Linked DNA regions of Homo sapiens: region 2 is linked to region 1. Evidence: read pairs that join two places in POLR2A ChIA-PET (ENCODE). Cell type or tissue: OCI-LY7. All regions are shown on one strand. Links, peaks and the distances in the headings refer to the core of each region. The heading gives the core; the rest is flanking DNA.

Evidence for each region. ChIA-PET counts read pairs that join two places held together with the same protein. Peaks named below come from ENCODE experiments on the same cell type or tissue, not always from the same donor. Only the 100,000 strongest peaks of a DNase experiment are listed, where the experiment ranks them.
Region 2: POLR2A ChIA-PET joins it to region 1 with 17 read pairs; 2 of 35 experiments call an interaction of 5 or more read pairs at or near these places.

What each region holds. Positions count from the first base shown.
Region 1 is chr15:68,627,039-68,635,994 of GRCh38, forward strand. The region is part of intron 1 of CORO2B (coronin 2B); the gene reads left to right. Among named protein-coding and RNA genes, the nearest start is that of CORO2B, 53 kb to the left of the region's middle. In OCI-LY7, for the core only: CTCF peaks have their summits at 3,950 (motif pointing left), 4,851 (motif pointing right), 5,051, 8,302 and 1 weaker place; DNase peaks (open chromatin) are centred at 3,923, 4,733, 7,683, 8,303 and 8 weaker places; H3K4me3 peaks cover 6,057 bases; H3K27ac peaks cover 8,000 bases.
Region 2 is chr15:68,409,918-68,418,873 of GRCh38, forward strand. The region is part of intron 1 of ITGA11 (integrin subunit alpha 11); the gene reads right to left. Among named protein-coding and RNA genes, the nearest start is that of ITGA11, 18 kb to the right of the region's middle. In OCI-LY7, for the core only: no CTCF peak of the experiment used is centred there; a DNase peak (open chromatin) is centred at 4,634.

The sequences.
Region 1 (8,956 bases), core at 477-8,476:
TAGCAAGGTACTTACCTTTTTTCTGCCTCTGTTTCTACGCCTGCAAAATGGGCACAATAATGTCAGATTCATGAGGATAATGAGGACTAAATTAGTTAATTCCTATAAGCTGCTTCTAAACGTATTACTTATAAAATTTCATTTTTACTTGTTTATTTGTTTTACTTTATGTCTGTGTATTCATTATTGTATGATTTTGTGCTGGTCTCGTATGAGGGATTCAGAAATGACTAAGACATCATCCCAACCATCAAGGAGTTTGGAGTTAGACCCGAACACAGGAAAAGCAATGCACCAGGGCAGGGCAACTTGCCCTCAGTGCCTGAGAGTGGTTTATGGACCTTCAAGTGCAGGTGGGTCCCCAGGAAGAAAGAGTGTGTTGGTGGGGGGTGGTCAGGGAAGGTGTGTGTTGGGAGAGAGATGAGTAAAATTCCAGGATGCAGAGAGAAGAGGGCGGGCATCTCTTTGGACTCTCTTGGGGTTGGGGAGGTGGAGGTAACCACGTGCCTGGGACAATAAGGAGAGCCCGGCTATAGCATAAGGAGCTCGTGGGAGAGGAGACTCTGCATCATGGTTGGGTGAGAGGCACTGTGACAAATGTGGTCTTCATCTGCAGGATGGGACGGGGAGATGTAAGCAGGAAATGGCTTCTGCCCTGACCCTCTATGATTGTATTAGGTGACTCAGTTATTTGCTGAGCTGAATCTTGCAGGGGTAGCCTCATCTCCCTCTGTCTGCTTACCCCTGCCATAGACCCTCAGGCTTATGGGTACAGCCCCCTTCCTGCCCCGCACACCCTGGTGTATCCTCATCTCCACGCCTCCCTGTATCATAGCTAACATAACTTAACTGAGCTTCTGGTGTAGAAGTTCGATGAGGCTCTGTGCTGAGGGAGTTTACTCACTCTTACTTCTGTACCCGAAATCTTCCCTCCCTGCCCCCAAACTGGAAACACAGCCTTCCATAAAGAGACCTCCTCCAACCCCACCACCACCCAAACCAGCAACATCAGTGCTGGAGAGAAGAAGAAAAGGGGAAGGGCCAGCATAATTTGGGTGGGGCTTTGCATATATTAGTAATAACAATGATAAATATTCAACAATAATGGTACATTACCATAATGACCAGATCTCCAGTGCCTTCTACGTGCCAAGCACTTTGCAGGCATGACCTCATTTAATTCTCACAGTGGTCACAGAGAAACCCCATAGCCCAGTTAAGCACACACCCTATGGAGTGGAAGGCCTGGGTTTGAATCCTTTCTCTGTCCCTTCTTGCCTGGGTGACCTTGAGCAAGTTACTGAATGCCTGTGCCTTAGTTTCATCCCCTGTGATATGGGGAAGATAATAGCGCCTGCCTCACTGGGTTGCGATGAAGACTAAGGAAGGCAGTATTTGCGAAGTGCTTTGAATAGTACCTGACACGTAGCAAGTACAACACTAAGTGTGAAATACATTAAAATATGTAACATATCTCTTTATCCATTTTGTAACAAGGGAATAGAAACAGGTGAGTCAAGGGACTTTACAATAGCTACATGTATTAAGCCCATGGTATGAGCAAAGTAATGTTACAGTTACTGTACATGTATTTTCTTTTAATCCCCACATCAGCTCCATGAGGAGGCACCATTATTATCACCACAGTTGATGGACAAATGGGGCCCCAAAAGGTAGATCCACTTGCTCATGACAGAGCAATAGAGAAAGGCCTTTTCCCAGGGCTTATCCTGCCTCCTCCGGAGTCTACATGGACTCACCCAGCCTCTCCATTCATTCCCTGAGGCTAAGCATTGCTGGGTACAAGAGGCTTTCTGCTGAGAGGGATGCCCTCAGTTTCCCATGTGATGTGGAAGATAAGGCAAGCTGGGGAAAGGGCAGGATGAGAATGTGGGAGGGAGGGACCACTGGGTCTCCTGGGACACATGTGCCATTTGCCTCCAGATGGGGCAGGGAGAAATGAATTGTAATTGGACAGCAGAGATGCTGTAACTTTATTTGGAGTTAGCAGAGGAGAGCCAGGAAGGTGAGACCAGCAAGGTCTGCTGGGGGAGCCATGGGATCATGCTGGGGAGTGCCGAATGTATCTTGCAGTTTTGCAAAGTTGTTGCCCCCTCAGTGGGGCTGCTCCACATTGGAAATTCTGCAGTAGTTCTGAATGAGTCAATGTCTGAGAAAAGCATTTAGATCAGAAGTTCAGGAGAATAATTGGAAAGGCTCCATTGCAGGTCTGCTGTGTGTGGTTGTCAGAGTTGTGCCCTGCACAAAGGCACCTGGCAGGGTGTAAGTGGGGGCTGAAATCCAGTCCACATTCCACTCACTGAGCCTGGAGCTGATTCTGTTGGAGGAAGAGGCGCCTTTCTCTATTCTCACAAACGTGCCCTGTGGACTGGAGTGGTCCTGACGCAGTGGAAGAGGTGAGGAGAGAGACTTTATCCCCAGAGGCAGATTTACAGAGGCCAGACTATGCCAGTGGTTTGGTACTCAGGCAACCAAAGCTTTGACTTTCACAGAAACCAGGAGGGCCCAAACAAAGAGCCCAGGTGCTGGGGATGAAACGATGTGCAGGGAAAGGCTATGCACTGAGCAGCTCCCAGGCCTTCTGAATGTCCTTATGAAATGGTCAGGGGACCAGCAGGAGGGTCAGTGACACGAGCAGCCTCAGTAGGGGTCAGATCAGGAGGACTTGGACGAGGCTGAGGCAGAAGCTAATTGAGAACCCTGACCTCATGACTGGGACCCAACTCGCTGTGGAGTCAGGAGCTTGGGCTCTTAACCAGCATGTGTGTGTGTGTGTGTGTCTGTGTGTGTGTGTTGTGTGCATACACACGCACTATGTCTAAGTGGACACCTTGAAGGAAAAGCACCCCAGTAGAAAGAGTCCTTTAAAAACCAGGAATCCAAAAGGATAGGTAATGCCCCTGCCAGAGGCACCCTGCCCTGGAGGAGTTGCCTGATGCCATGTTCTGTCACCCAGCATTGCCATTATGTTGGAAGGGAAAAGGGAGGGTGCTGGTGTTTGCTCAGTGCCCACCAGGCACCGTGCCAGATGTTCTGCATCCATTACCTCGTTTTCCTCTCCACCCCTCTTCCTCGTGGCTTCTGTAGCAATGACAGCATTCAGTTGAATAAAGAAAGAAAAAGAGGGAAAAAATCTCCTTTCAAGGCTCAGCAGTGTTGCTGGACCCAGGGGATGCTGTGTGGGGTGGTCGTGTGCAACGGGCAGCATGAACTTGACTATCGCTCCCTCGACCCAAGTGGTCATTGTTATCATCCCCTGAGCTGTGCAACTTTTCCGGCAACTGCATGGCAGGCACGGGCAGCCGCATCAGCACACCCCAAGGAACGGTGCTGAGGGATGAGAGAAAACCTCGAAATGAAATGTTTTTTTTTTGTTCCTGGCAGGGGCAGGCCTGCTAGGCTTGGGTGGGGCTCTGTGGTCTCTGGGCCTCCTTAAAATAGCAAAGTTCTTTGCTGTGGGGGCAGAAAGACCTCATGGGGACAGGTCACAGGCAGTGTTCAAAGACTCAGAGATCTACTACCCTGTTCCTTTTCTTCTTTATTTCCATCAGTTGGAATGCTTTAGGCTGCGAGTAACAAAGAAAGCCAACCAAGACTGACTCAAGCTCTAGGATTTTCATGGTTTTTCAAACAAGAGTTGCGGAGGAAGGAGGTCCTAGGTTTGGTCGGTGGCTCCACAGTGCCATCAAGGACCCAGGCCTCTTCTGTCCTTGTGGTCTGTCTTCTCATCATTTTGGCCTTTTGGTTGTAGGCTTGTTACCTCTTGGCCACAAAATGGGTGCCAGAGCGCCAGGATTTACATCCTCAAATGGAAGCAAAGGCGGGAAGCCGTGTGTGTGCCAGTATGCCAAGAAAGAACTTTTCTTATGTCTCTCTCCTCTTACTGAGACAAAAATCCTTCTCAGAAGCCCCCTAGTGGACTTCCTCCTAGGTCTCACTTGCCAGAACTGGGTCTTGGACCCTCTCCCAAGGGTGAGGGGTGTTCCCGTGGTGGTGCAGGGCGGTTGGGGGTAGGGGGTGCTGGGAATGGCAGGTACGAGTCCAGTCAGCAGATCTGCCTGCCTCCCTTCTCCAGGAGCTTGTCCCAGTGCTCCCAGGGAACACCTGGATGGCCGGGTTCTGCAGTGGTGCTTGACTCCCCATGTCCCCCAAAGGCCAGCCACTTGCCCGTCAGTGGGTTATGGATGGTCTCCATGTATAGGGCATTGTGAGGAAGACCAAGAGGGTGGAGACTGTCCTGAGAAGGAGGCAGTGTTGCCCCCATTTTTATAGATGAGAACTCGAGCTCCAAAAAGTTTATGAACTTGTCTAGGGCTTGTTATACATTTTGTAACATTTTACAGATGAGAACACAAGCTCCAAAAAGTTAATGAACTTGTCCAGTAGATACCTAGTAAGTGGTGGCGCTAGGATTTAAACCTGTGTCTGTCTGTGAAGCCATCCTCTGTTTGGCCCACTTTGGAACAGTGTCCTCTCTTCTTCCAGAATCTCAGCCAGGAAGTCGGCAACCTTTAGACTTCCTGTGCATTCCAGCTCTCAGAGCTGACACCAGGGCCCAGCTTACAGCCTCCGGGAGAAGTTAATCTCAACACGTGTAAAGAGAACCAACCAACCCTGAAGTACACACCAGGTGCCAGGGGGCAGGGTGGCAGCCAGGAAATGCTGCAGGTGTTCAGGGGAGGGTAGGTCCCTGGGGATGGGATGGTCAGAGACCCCGTGGGGCCAATTCGTTTACCTCTTGACATCAGTAGCTACACCAGAGAAGGTGCTGACACCTGCACAAAGACAGCCCCTCCTGAGCTGCCAGGAGGAGGTGCTCCTCGCAGTCAGTGTAAATAGGCTGCTGGAATGGCCCCAGATGGCCACCAGGGAGGGCCACATGCCATCCCTCAGCATCGCTGGAGTGGGCTCTCTCTTGGTTGCTAGCAACAGATTCTGTTGACCTTTAGTAATGAGGGAGGCAGGGCTAGAGGGTGACTAGCAGCCAGGCCTCCCAGGCTCCCAGGCCTCTCAGATGCCTGGAATTTCGGAGCTAGAAGGTAGTCAGATTCCCGTTATCTTGACTGCTGCAGCGGGGTCTCTGGGATGGTGATGTGAGTGCCTCCTGCACCCGTGGCCCCCATGTGGCATAACTCCTTGGGCGCTATTCATCCACACGGCCCATCTGTGCAGGGTACAGCCTTCATGGTCTTAGCTGGCAGCCCTGACAACTTGGATGTGCAAAGAAGATACAAGTTTGTTTCCTCTGAAGCTTGTCTGGTGTCATCCAGGAGCCCCACCTGGTAGGTAGCAGTGATAAAACGCATTCAGCTCGGTCCAGTAGAGTTGTGATGGAGTCAGCCAGACAGGACTCTTCATTTGCTAACACGGAGAGACAGAAGTTGAGAAACGTCCTCTCTCAACAATTCTGGCTCTTAAGATATTTTGTGGCTGCAGAATCCTATCTTGGATGTTGGAATGTGAATTTTTTTGAGTCCTGCTTTAACAGTCCGAACTCTCCCTGGATAATGGATGTCATTTGTTTATTTTTTAATTTTTGTGTTTTTTTGGAGACAGAGTCTTGCTCTGTCATCCAGGCTGGAGTGCAGTGGTGCTATCTTGGCTCACTGCATCCTCCACCTCCCTGGTTTAAGTGATTCTCGTACCTCAGCCTCCTGAGTAGCTGGGACTATAGGTGCGCGCTAGCACGCTTGGCTAATTTTTTGTATTTTTAGTAGAGATGGGGTTTTGCCACGTTGGTCAGGCTGGTCTCAAACTCCTGACCTCAAGTGATCTGCCCGCCTTGGTCCCCCTAAGTGCTGGGATTACAGGCGTGAGCCACCACACCCGGCCAATAAATGGATGTGAGTTAGGGGAGAGCAGGAAGGTTACACCTAGTAAATGCAGAACAGTGCACTAACATTATTTTTAAAATTACAGTGATCCCCTTTACATTCCTCTCTGACCTCTTCTCCATCTCTCTTCCCTCCGCTTATGGCTTCTGCCTCTGCCACCAACTAGTGGTGCAATGTAGCCCACATTTAAACCCTTCAAGGGGAGGAGCTGGTTGGTTTAGCTGTCACCATTGAGTGTGGGTCACTTCTATGGAGCAGAGCTGTGTGCTGGACAGTCATGCAGAATGCTACATGACCACCTAGAATGAGGCGGCCTCCCTTGTGAACTGGGGGAACAGAGGGCATTGTAGGGGAACTGTTGGCCACAGATCCCAGCAAGACTCCTCTTTCCTTGCTGGGTCCTAAATTAACTACTGGATTCTTTTTACAAGGCAGGGAGTGAGAGGTGGAGAACATCATGAGACAGTTATCACGGATGTTTTCAAACAAAAACCCATTGATTTCCTCAGTACCATTAAGTTTAATTTAAAAAAAAAGTTTCTGCTCTAGTTTCTAGACCCTCAGCTGGTGAGGCCCCTTGAATTGTTTCCAAAGTCCAAGAGGAAATGGTTACTCCAACATACACACACACACACACACACACACACACACACTCACTCCTTGGGGACAGCACAGGGTGGACAGTGCAAAGAATTTATCTCCAAGTAAGCTCTGTGCATGAGGCCTGGTATCTATTTCTTTATGGGCAAGTTGATTTACTATCCTTTTTTATACCCAAAATGATTAGCAGCAATATAAAGAACTTCAACTTCTCCTTTCTCACATTTGGGGCACTGAGAGATGGGCTTCCTTTTACTCTAACAGAGATACTACAACGGAGCCGGCAGATCGTCCTTCTCTTCCATGCCATCCCCTGGCTGTAATGTAGATAGATTATCTCTTGGGAAGGGGAAGGCCCATCACCAGTTACCACATTCCCCTGGGGACAGTTTATCAGTCCATCTTTTTCTGCATTGCCAGGTGACAGGGAGCAACGTCTTGGTCTGTGGGCCAGGGGCCAGGCCAGGCACTCTGAACACGGGATCCCGGTTATCCTGAGAGTCGGTCAGGGCATGTCACAGGCAGGGAGCCTCGGCAGTGGCAGCTATGCCTGGCATCTCCCCGGCTCAGCCTTTGGCCTGGACTATGAAACAGCCTTTTAAAAAAGTTGCTCAGCCTCACCTACCAAGAAGCCGGAGGCCATGAAGGAGGGGGTGAGGAGTAGGACCTGCTGTGGACAGAGAATAGGGCTGAAAACCAGAAGTCCTGGGTTTAACTCCACCAGCCCTTATTGAGCACTTGGTGTTTGCATGATCTTGTGCATGACAGTCTAGAAATGCAGAAGAAAGCCCTCGAGGGATGCATTAGGCCCAGCTCTTTTACTCACTCGCTGGCCGGCAGGGTGGTTGTCAGGGGCAAACCCAAAGCACTTTTGAAGGTGCAGATTGACTGATAAAATAATCTTTGTTGAGCAGTCACAGTTAGCAAAGCATGTTCACACACAGTATTATTTCACTGGATCCTCATAACTATCCTAGGAAAAATATGAATTATATCCATTTTTCTGATGGAGGAACTGGGAGGTAAAGGGACAGATGCAAAGTCACAGAGCTGAAGTTTCAGAGGGCCCAGTGCTCCTTGCAATGCCACTCAGGGACCAAAGTCTGGTTCCGGGACCAATAGCTTCAGCATCACCTGGCAACGTGTTAGGGATGCAGATTCTCGGGCCCCACCCTCGACTTCCTGAATCAGAAACTGTGGGCCTCAGCAATCTATGTTTTCACAAGCCCACCGGGTAATTGTGATGCACCTGCAAGTTTGAGAAGCACTGAGCTGGAGAGTGATACCCAACTGAATCATCTATGTGAACCACCTGGACCACCACCGTGTTCAACCATAGATTCTCATTTGAGTCAAGGGTGGGGCCTGGGATTCTCCATTTCTAACCAGCTCCCAGGTAATGCCAGTGCTATTGGTCCACAGGCAGTCCATTGAACAGCAAAGATCCCAAACAGGAAGCACCTGGTGGGCTTGGTTAAAATGCACATTTCCTAGCTCATTCCCACAGTGTGTGATTCTGCAGGCTGGAAGTGGGGCCCGGGAGCCTGCATTTCCACAAACACTTCAGGTGATTCTGAGGCAGATGACCTGGGGCTCGCACTCCAAGGATCTGTTCCCCAGAGCTCGAGCTTGCAGACCATCCACCCTGGCCTCATTTTCAAAGGTTTTCCACCTTCACTCCTCTCCCCACTGGTCTTGAACCACCCATTTGATCCCCTGCCAGACTTTGGGCTAAGGGGGTGCAAGTTGGAGGCCATCTCTGAGCCAGCAGGGCCCTCAGTTCCTCAAAATAGGTCAGGAGTCTGGCACAGACCAGCCTCAGTGGCTGCAAATAGAAACCATCTGTTGGGCCTGTGTTTTGAGCTCCACCGCCCCTCTCTGCCTGGCCAGAGAAACACAGAACTCAGAAGCCCAGTGGAGCATGGATGCTTCCCTGAGTGGGTGCTATTCTGCCACCGCCTGCCCAGACAGACTCCCATGGGATCTGCCTGCAGGGGAGGGGTGGCAGCACCAGATTCTACCACCCCCAGGGCAGGAAGCTTGCAGTGTGGACCGGTCATCCAGAGACAAGTCACTCCTCCTCTCTGGGTCTATGAAATGAGAGGCTGGATTTAGTGGACCTGTGAGTCCCTTTCTGCTCTGACAGGATACGGTTCCTTGAAAGCCTTTTTGTGTCAGGACCACATGGAGGAAAAGTTGGGCCCAGAGGAGGCAGACATTTCATTTTCCTGGCTCTCTGTGCAGAGTGAATATTGTGGGATCTGGTCCTGCAAATAGGGGGATGGACAAGGTTTGTGATCTGGAGCTCCAACGGGACTCTTGTAGGCCTTGAGGCAAAGAGTTGGGTTGCTCTTCCTTGTCTCTGCCCTCCTATTCCTTCCCTCACTCGTATATTTATCAAGATGATGTTAAGCCCAGTGGTAAGCCTGGAAAAATAAGGAGGAATGAGGTGCAGTCCCTGCCCTCAACAGCAGCCAGGATAATTGAGGAGCAGACAAGTA
Region 2 (8,956 bases), core at 348-8,347, 220 kb before region 1:
GCCCTTTCAGACACCACCGACCGTCGTCAGTCACTTGAATCCTCCCTGGAGTGGCCTCAGCCAGGCTTGTCCCCTCCTACACCTCTTCTTCTTCAGACTCATCTATCCCAGTCACATGCTCTAAGATCCTGCTCAATACAGAACTGACTGTTGACTCCTTGATCACAACAAGTGGAACACAGCAGACCTGGTATACCAGAAGGATGGGGCCAGAGTCCCAAGGGTCTTGAAAGTCTGGATGAAGCACCAGGTTGGAGCTGACGGCCAGAGGAAGCCGATCTGTGGAACCTAAGCGTGAACACCTCCCAGAAGCCTCTCCGCAGCCCTGCCCCAGGCCTCCACTGGTTCTTTGGGCTCTGCTCCATGTTGCAGATGCACCTGTGTAAGCAAGAGCTTTCATTTTCCTTGGAGGGAGGGCGCTGGGATGGGGTGAGGGAGGTGGGGTTTATCACTAAGAATCTCTGGTATTATCTCACTCTTCCCAGTTTTACTTGGGCCCCAAGAATCTTCACGTCTAAAAGCAAATCACAGAGAGGGAGAGGAGGAGGGAGAAAAGACCATAAGCTGGCCTAGGCAAAAAGATATGGCAAAGTGAACCTCTTGCTGCTATGGGGGAAAAAAAACAACCCATTCAAAAGTGAAGAAGTAATGAGCTTCAGATGGCTGGCTGTTTCGTATCCTCTGCATTGCTGCCCCTTTTGCCCTGGCGAGCAGGGAACATGTGAGGGTTCTTGCTCTGCTGCCAGCCAGCCTTCCCTTCTGCCCAAGGCCATCATTTCAAAGAGGCATCTAGGAAGGCAATGCTAGATTTGGGAGCATTGCTGGAGGCCCAAGGACCCTAGTCTAGGCTCCTGTAGTAGGCACTAGTGCGATAGAGCAAGGGAGGGGTGAGGGGACGTGGTCCCTACATCAGAGAAGCTTCTAGCTAGTTGAGGGAAGAAGGCCTTCATTACAGAAGAGCTTGGGGAGCCCTCTGACTCTGGGGAGAAGCAGGGATACTGCCCTTGGGGACCTGCTGCTCTCATAGGAGACCTAGTAACTCTGCCCTCACCCTGGGAAGCCCCCAGGCTGGTGGGGAGTGTGCGGTTCCGCCCCCATGGGCAGCTGCGTGGCCAACAGGGAACTCACAGTGGACTGTGAGCATCCCATGAGCAGCAACTCTGCCTGCATTGCCACATGGAGGGTGTGGAGTGAATATTTAAGTAATAGGATTAGACATGTACACTGAGCAGAGCTGATTCCACACAATCTTCTCCCCATCTAAGACTGAGCAATGTGAGGAGAACTGGATTCTACTTATCCCTTTATCCCACCATAAGGCCTGGTGCTCAGAAAAATGTGTTGAGTTAAAGTAGAAATTTCAGCTCTGACAACCACAACAAATTATCAACAACGACAACCCTGGAGAGGCCTCACCCAGGCTTATCCCCCTCCCACACACTCCTTCTTCAAGACTCACCCATCCTGGGCCCATGCCCTCTGCTCACTACAGAACTGATTGGTGGCTCCCTGATCACAACAGGCAGAGCACAGGAGACCAGGTATGCCAGAAGGACAGAGCCAGAGTCCCAAGGGCTTAAAAGTCTGGATGAAGCAGCAGATGGGAGCCGATGGCCAGAGGAAGCCGCTCTATGGCAGAAGAGAGGAACTGGAGGCACAGCGATCCCGTAACTTGTCCCAAGTCACACATCTAGTGGGTGGCAGAGCTGGGATACAAAAACAAGTGGTCCTGCTCCAGCTTGCATCATCAGTCTCAATTCTTCACTTCTCTATATGCACACCCTTTACCATGGGACTTTGTAATTCCTGCCTCTAAAAGAGGAGAGTATATTTCCCCCAACCTTGACTTTGGGCTAGGCCATCTGAGCAGAAATAATGTGTGCCCATTCCCAGCTTGGGCCTTAGGATGCCTTGTCTATTTCTGCTTGCTGGCACTTCTGGCAGCAACATGAGACGGCTAGTCCACTGACCCCAGGAAAAGAGTGAGAGATATTCGGAGCAGAGCTGCCCCAGCTGAGTTGCCCCAGCCCAACCTAGCTGAGGTCAGCACCCCCAAACTCACAAGCAAGCCCAGTGAGCCCAGCAGAGCCACTCAGTTGAGCTTAGCTTGGACCAGTTCACTCCCCCACCCTCAGCTGACCCCAGATATGTGAACTAAACAATTATTATTGTGTGCCACTGAGATTTGGGGGGATTATTGGTTACAGGACATTATTATAGCAATTGATAATTGATGCAGCTTAGCTCTTAAGTGATGGACCATCAGGGAGGAGGAACAATTTCACAGAGTGATTGGACAAAGACAAGGAGAAGAGGAGCTGGGGATCTCTGGGGACTCGTGGTTGCTGGGGTAGTACCCCAATCATTTCCTACTCAAGATCTCATCAGGAAGACCCAACATTAGGCAGAGCTGGGCCCGGGCCTACCCTGTCAGGGAGAAGTGTGGCCTAACGAGCAAATCATGGCCTCCTCCTGCCTCAGCCATACACCGGGCCTGATGGCTGGGTTGTCCTGAATCACTCAGGGAATGACAGACGCAGACCCACAGCCAGCCAGGCACCCAACATGGATTCTGGGCTCTGGAGCAGCTCTGTGCAGAACGGAGCCTCCAGAGCATGAGGCCTCCTTCACCTCATTTTCTCTCTTTCCAGTTGCTAGGGGGCATGACACGAACTCCCCGTTAGACAAGCTACCATTGGGTCAAAGGTGGTGTGTAGCAAATATGTTATTAGGGAGGGGGAACTTATTCGCTTTTTTTTTTTTTTTTTTTTTTTTTGAGACAGAGTCTCGTTCTGTCACCCAGACTGGAGTACAATGGTGTAATCTCGGCTCACTGCAACCTCCGCCTCCCAGGTTCAAGCAATTCTCCTGCCTCAGTCTTCCAAGTAGCTGGGACTACAGGCATGTGCTACCATGCCTGGCTAATTTTTGTACTTTTAGTAGAGACAGGGTTTCATCATATTGGCCAGGCTAGTCTTGAACTCCTGACCTCAAGTGATCTACCTGCCTCGGCCTCCCAAAGTGCTGGGATTACAGGCGTGAGCCACTGGCACCCAGCCAGGACTTTATCTTTAAGAACAAGCAGGAATTTTCCAGATCAAATAATCTATTAGCCTCCAAACTTTGTTTTTCTACAGCGAATCTCACATTTTTTGAACAAAATATATACATGAAAAGTAGACACAAGAAGTGGATGTTGGGGTTAGGACTAGGGGGTAGGGAGGAATTTCCCACCCTCAGTAGCAGACATAAGATGCCTCACTGAAACCTTAGGGTTTCCTGGAACACAGTTTGAGAACTGCTCTGTCGAGTTTAAAAAGCTTGTTGCTATAAGTGAGAAGACTAAGGCCCAGAGCGGGGTAGAAATGTGTCCAAGGTCACCAGCCTCTCTTCATACTTATCTATGTTCACCACCACTCCTTCTGTGTTAGTCCCCTCTATGGCCCTTCAGTTCAATAAACCTCTATTTGGGGTCTATGGAGCTCCAGGTTCCATGGTAGGAAGTGAGGACACCAAGCTGGCTGAGACACGACTTACGGTGTTCAGAGCTTACAGCCCCACTGGGCAGGCAACAGACATGTTTATAAGTCAACAGAGCCTGAAGTGAAGCCAGGAGAAGTTTGGACTAGGGTGGGGTGATCTGAGTTCTAATCTCAGCTTTGTCATTAACTTGGCTGGATGTCCATTGAGAGCCCCGGTGCCTCTCTGGGCCTCAGCTTCCCCATCTGTAAAATGAGAGGCTCCTGCTTTGTAACATCGAAGACCCACCACGGCACATGTCAGTGAGGTTCCCTTGGGCAGACGCCAGCTGACTTCCAGTTGTCGGCACTCGAGCATCTGTCTTGAGTCTCAGCAAACAATTTAGAATTGGAAACCAGGCAGTGTGGAGGAATGCAAACTCATCTTAATGTTGGCCGGAGCCATGCGCATTTAGGAAGGGAAATCTCCAGGCAAAAACGATAATATTTTGCATTCCCAAGCCAAGGAAAGAACGAAAGAAAATCACCATCAAACGTTTGGCATTGTCCAGGGCCCAGCTCTCTCTCTCCCTTTGCCTGTACCATGGAGACTTGGCTGGGCCCTCCTGCCCTGGCTGGGGCTTCTGGACACACCCAGATGTCAGAAAGACAGAGGCCTTGGTGGGGGTCCAGGCGATGTGGTCACCTTTCCACAGAAAGCCCAGCCTAGCCCCAGAGCTGGACTATGCTGCTGAAACCTCGATGAGGAGACTTAGGGCAAGTGGGCAGGAGGGCAACATGGCTGCCATCAGACCCCCTCTTAATTCAAAACTTGCGGACACCAGGCAGGGAGCACCAGCTCCTTTGAGGCATGACTGTGGCCTTGGAATGACAGAGGCTTCTCAGTCTCCCTGAGGTCTTCTAGGAATGGTCCCTGGGGGGACGGGGCTGGAGGGCAGAATGCTAAGGTCAAAGGCCACAGGATGAACTTCTGACTTTAGGACAGCTGGTTCCAGGACTCAGCAAAGGGGACATGGGAGTATAACAGCCCCTCCTGAGTGCTGAGACCACTGTGGTGAGAACTAGTTTGGACATCAGAAGACCTGGTTTCTCGACTGGCTATGTGACCTGAAACAAATACCTTCCCTCTCTGGACCTCTGTCTCCTCTTCTAGAAAATGAGGAAGTAGGGCCAGGTGGTCTACAAACATTTCCAGTACTGAGGTTCTGAGTCTGTGTGTTCCGCCTCCTCTGGACTTATTTCCAAATCCATCTCCCCTCAGAGGGGAGGAGCAGGCAGACTGGCACCGGGGGCACTCCCGTGGGCAGGCCAACGGCCAGGGCCTCCGCAAGTATCTATCAGATTGGCTTTTGGGACTGAGGTCATTCCCTCCTTCCCCTCTAGCACTTGGGTCCAAACAAGTGTCCCTCAGCCTCAAGCCCCCCCATGAAAGTGAGCTGTAACCCCTCTCCCCACGGCTTAGCGCCCAGCCGGGCCTGCCCTGCTGCTACAGTTGCAGGCTGCCACTAGGGCTGGCCTGGTGATGCCAAGCCAGTTCTTACCACCCTGATACCCTCCTGTGCTCTAGAGAAAACTTAACCAAACTTGGGTCTTTCCAGGAGAGGGATGCATCCCTCCTCTTTACTCTTGCAAAAGACCCCCCTGTTTTCTAGCTTCTCTGATCAACTCGTCAGCATCTTACTTCTCTGCCAAATGACTACCCCTGGGTGGACTGCTTGTCTCTCTGCTAACTTGGCCTTATCCCCCTGCCTTTCTTCTGAAGGAAGCGCTATGGAGTCTCTCCTATTCCTTATTCCTCCAACTATAATATCACCGCCAGCCACTGGCCTTCCTCATCTCTGGATGTGTCTCTTGGCTTCCCCAGCCTTTGTGCAGGTCAGAACGCAGCTCACTGGAGAAGACGGGGAGGAATAATGGGACGAAGAAATTGTGTCTTCTGATGGAGTCTAGAGAAAGGGGAGGGGTTCAAGGGATGGAGGGTGCTGTCCATTTGAAGGCTGGATAGAGAGACTGGCCACAGAAGGGAAAGGAGAAGGATTTCAGCAGCACGGGGGGCTTCTGTGGAAAAGCATCATCTGTCCCCATGGTATGAGCACACCCCTCATTTCTTAGCAGAATCTCTGGGGGAGATTATCTCATTTGGGAAACAGCACGTCCCCAGTCCACACCCACTGCTGCTTCCGGCAGGGAGTGGCTCTGAGCACGCCAGTGGTTTGAGGCAAGGCCTGTGTCATGGAGCTGCAGCCACAGTGTCCACCTTCCCCGGGAGGAGGAGCCCTAGATAGGGATGTGCTCACATGCCCTCTCGAATGTTAAGCATGTGAAAAAGAACACACCAGGAAGCAGAGAGCTCATGTGTGTCATGAGGGGCTGGGAGCCATCACTAGGTGAGTTCCAGGGTCTGCGTCAGCTGAGAGTCTTGAAGATTCAGCTGGCCTTGATGTGGATGCTCAGAAAGAGTGAAGCAGGTGCTGCCTGCCACCAGGGGTGAGCTTATCAGATGAACTTGATATTCATCCAAGAAGGGCCTAAGTAGAGGGATGCAGAGCAGCCTGCCATTCACCCACTGTCCTCTGTCAATTCCACCTCCCCTTTCAGCCAGGCCCTGGCACATCCTCATCACACACACTGGGTGCCTGCAACCTTGGAGCACCCTGACCCTGGCCTGCCTCCCTCTCTTCTACTTCAGTCTTGTCATCTCATCAAAAGCCTTGCCTGTTATCTGTCCCATCCCCTCAATGTCCTGTTGTATGGTAGATAAACTAATGCTTGTTAACAAGTGACTTATCACAACAGCCTCCCCTCAGCCATCAAAAGCATTTGCAGCTCTATATGAGGAAGAATTCTCCAAATCAGAAAAAAACAATCAATCTGGGGCTGGGCAGCCTGTGGAGGAGTGAGGGTCCCTTCCCTGGGGTTGCAGAGGAGAACAAATGTCGGCTAGGGCAGGTGGCATGTAGGCTGAAACAGAGACTCACAGAAGCATCCGGAGACAGGGAGACAGAGAACGAGCAAGGGCTGGTGAGAGCCTCGGCAGTCCTTTGTATCTTTTTCTGAGAACTCAGGAGTTTGCCAATGGGCTGGTTAAGCAGATGTCAAGCTCAAGGAAAACAGGCCTAAAACTTTAAAGCAGCAAACAGCACATTGAGACTGACTGTAATTAACATTATTTTTCCTCCGAGCCCTGGACAGCCATCTCATGCCTTCAGAGAATATATGGATCATCTTCTTCAAGAACAAGGGTCATGGCTGGGTGCGGTGGCTCACACCTATAATCCTAGCACTTTGGGAGGCGGATTGCCTGAGCTCAGGAGTTCGAGACCAGCCTGGGCAACATGGTGAAACCCCGTCTCTACTAAAATACAAAAAATTAGCTGGGCCTAGTGGCAGGCATCTGTAATCCCACCTACTCGGGAGGCTGAGGTAGGAGAATTGCTTGAACCAGGGAGGCAGAGGTTGCAGTAAGCCAAGATCGCACCACTGCACTCCAAACCGGGTGACATATGGAGACCCCATCTCCGTAAAAAACAAAAACAAGGGTCACAGTTTTTTATGAAAACTAGTGTATTTTTCCATCTTACATCATTTATCATTTTCTCTGTGTAGGAAAAGTGATCAAAATGGACCTCCTCTTTTTTTTTGAGACAGAGTCTTGCTCTGTCTGAGCGAGTGTGTGGGACCTTGGCCTCAACATGGCCCGAGCTCCTGAGGACCCCATATTTCACCCCACCCAGCCCAGGCCTGCCCTTTGAGCCCCACAATCAATTTCCTGGCTGCTTATAGGACATTTCACTTGGATGTCTCATAACATCTCACATTTCACATGCTGGAAAAGGAACCCAGGTTTTCGCTTCTTAAATGGTTTTGTCCCCATTGCAGGAAATGGCATTACCACCCACCAGATGGCTCAAGCCAGAAGCTTGGAAGTCATTCCTTATGATTTTCCTTTACTTCCCATCAGCAAATCCTGCAAGTTCTAGCCCTCCATTCCTCTCCAATGTGCCCACTCCTCTCTGTCTCTTCTGCCATACTTGGACTAAGCCATCCTCTTCATTTTGTATTTAGACTTGCACTAGAGTTTTCCAACTGGTCCCTCATTCCAATTTTGCTCAGCTTCAAGCTATGCTCTTTGCAGCAGCCACAGTGATCTTTCAACGGTGTGAACTAGATCCTGGCTCTGCTTAAAGCCCCCGAGAGTTCCTCCATTGCATTTAGAATAGATTCTAGACCCTTCCCAGGGCCCACCAGGCCCTGCGGATTTGCTTTCTCACTTACTACCTTCCAGCTTCACCGTCTTCCTCTCTGTTCCTCAGATACACCAAGCTGTTTCCCACTTTGAGATCTTTGCATTTGCAGTCCCCTTTGTCTGGAACATTCTTCCCCAAGAACTTTTCTCAGCTGGCTCCTTCTCAACCTCCAGTTTTAACGCCATGGCCTCTGAGAAAGGAGAATCCATTGCTATGGAGAATCTGTTCTTCTCCCTCACAACATCTTCTTTATGTATTTTACAATTAAAAATAATTACAGGTGGTTATAAGAGCTGTTTGCCTACTTGGACACTGTCTCCTCTCCCACTGGAGTTTAAGTTCCACAAAGGAAGGGACTAATGTGTGCTGGAGTCTGCATACAAGAGCTGATTGTGTGCACTCTTCCCATTCAGTGATGTCATGTTGGCAGCTTGAAAACGACCATGGTGGGAGGATTTACATCATGGTAATTGGCAAATACTACAAATAAGAATGATAGGAATTCTTTCTATCCCATCCCAAGAGCCAGAATCAGTGTGTCTGTCTCCCCACTTTATCCTTAGCATCTAGAACAATGCCTAGCTCACAATAGGTGATCTATATACATTTGTTAAATGAGACGGAAAAAATGAATAGAAGTATTCAGGCTTCTAAGACACTAACCTTCCAATAAGGGGTTAAAGGGGAAAGTGATAGAGCCTCAGGGAGGGAAGGAACTTAGAGTACTGGATTTGGCTTCAGAAATCCTGGTTCTATTGCCAGTATGGTTTCTAAATTGCTTTGCAACTTTGGACCAGTTTCTTACTTCACATGGCCCTCAGTTGCCTTATCTGTGAAAGGCACACACAGGACTCGATGCTTTAAGTCCCTGTGTAGGATTTTTAAAAGCCCATTTATGTACACCTTTATCACTTTCTTTACCCACCCCCCCACCCCCTTCCTGAGGTCACTTTACTACACAACTGCAGAGGATGCTGTTTACATTGTAGTTGATGTAAATCATGTAGCGCACAGCCGGTACAGCTGTACGTGGCGGCCCTGCCCACACTGATTCTGGCTTCAGGCCATTTCAACTGGAGCTGAATTGGACAGTGAGTCCCTCCCTTTCCTGGCATACTGACCATCTCAAAGAGCTCAGACAGTTTGGTTTTGGTTTTCCAACTCCTAAGCTTGTCTCCTGCTTGTCATGGGTGTGTGGATCAAGAGCCCTGTGCATGTGGGATGAGCCCC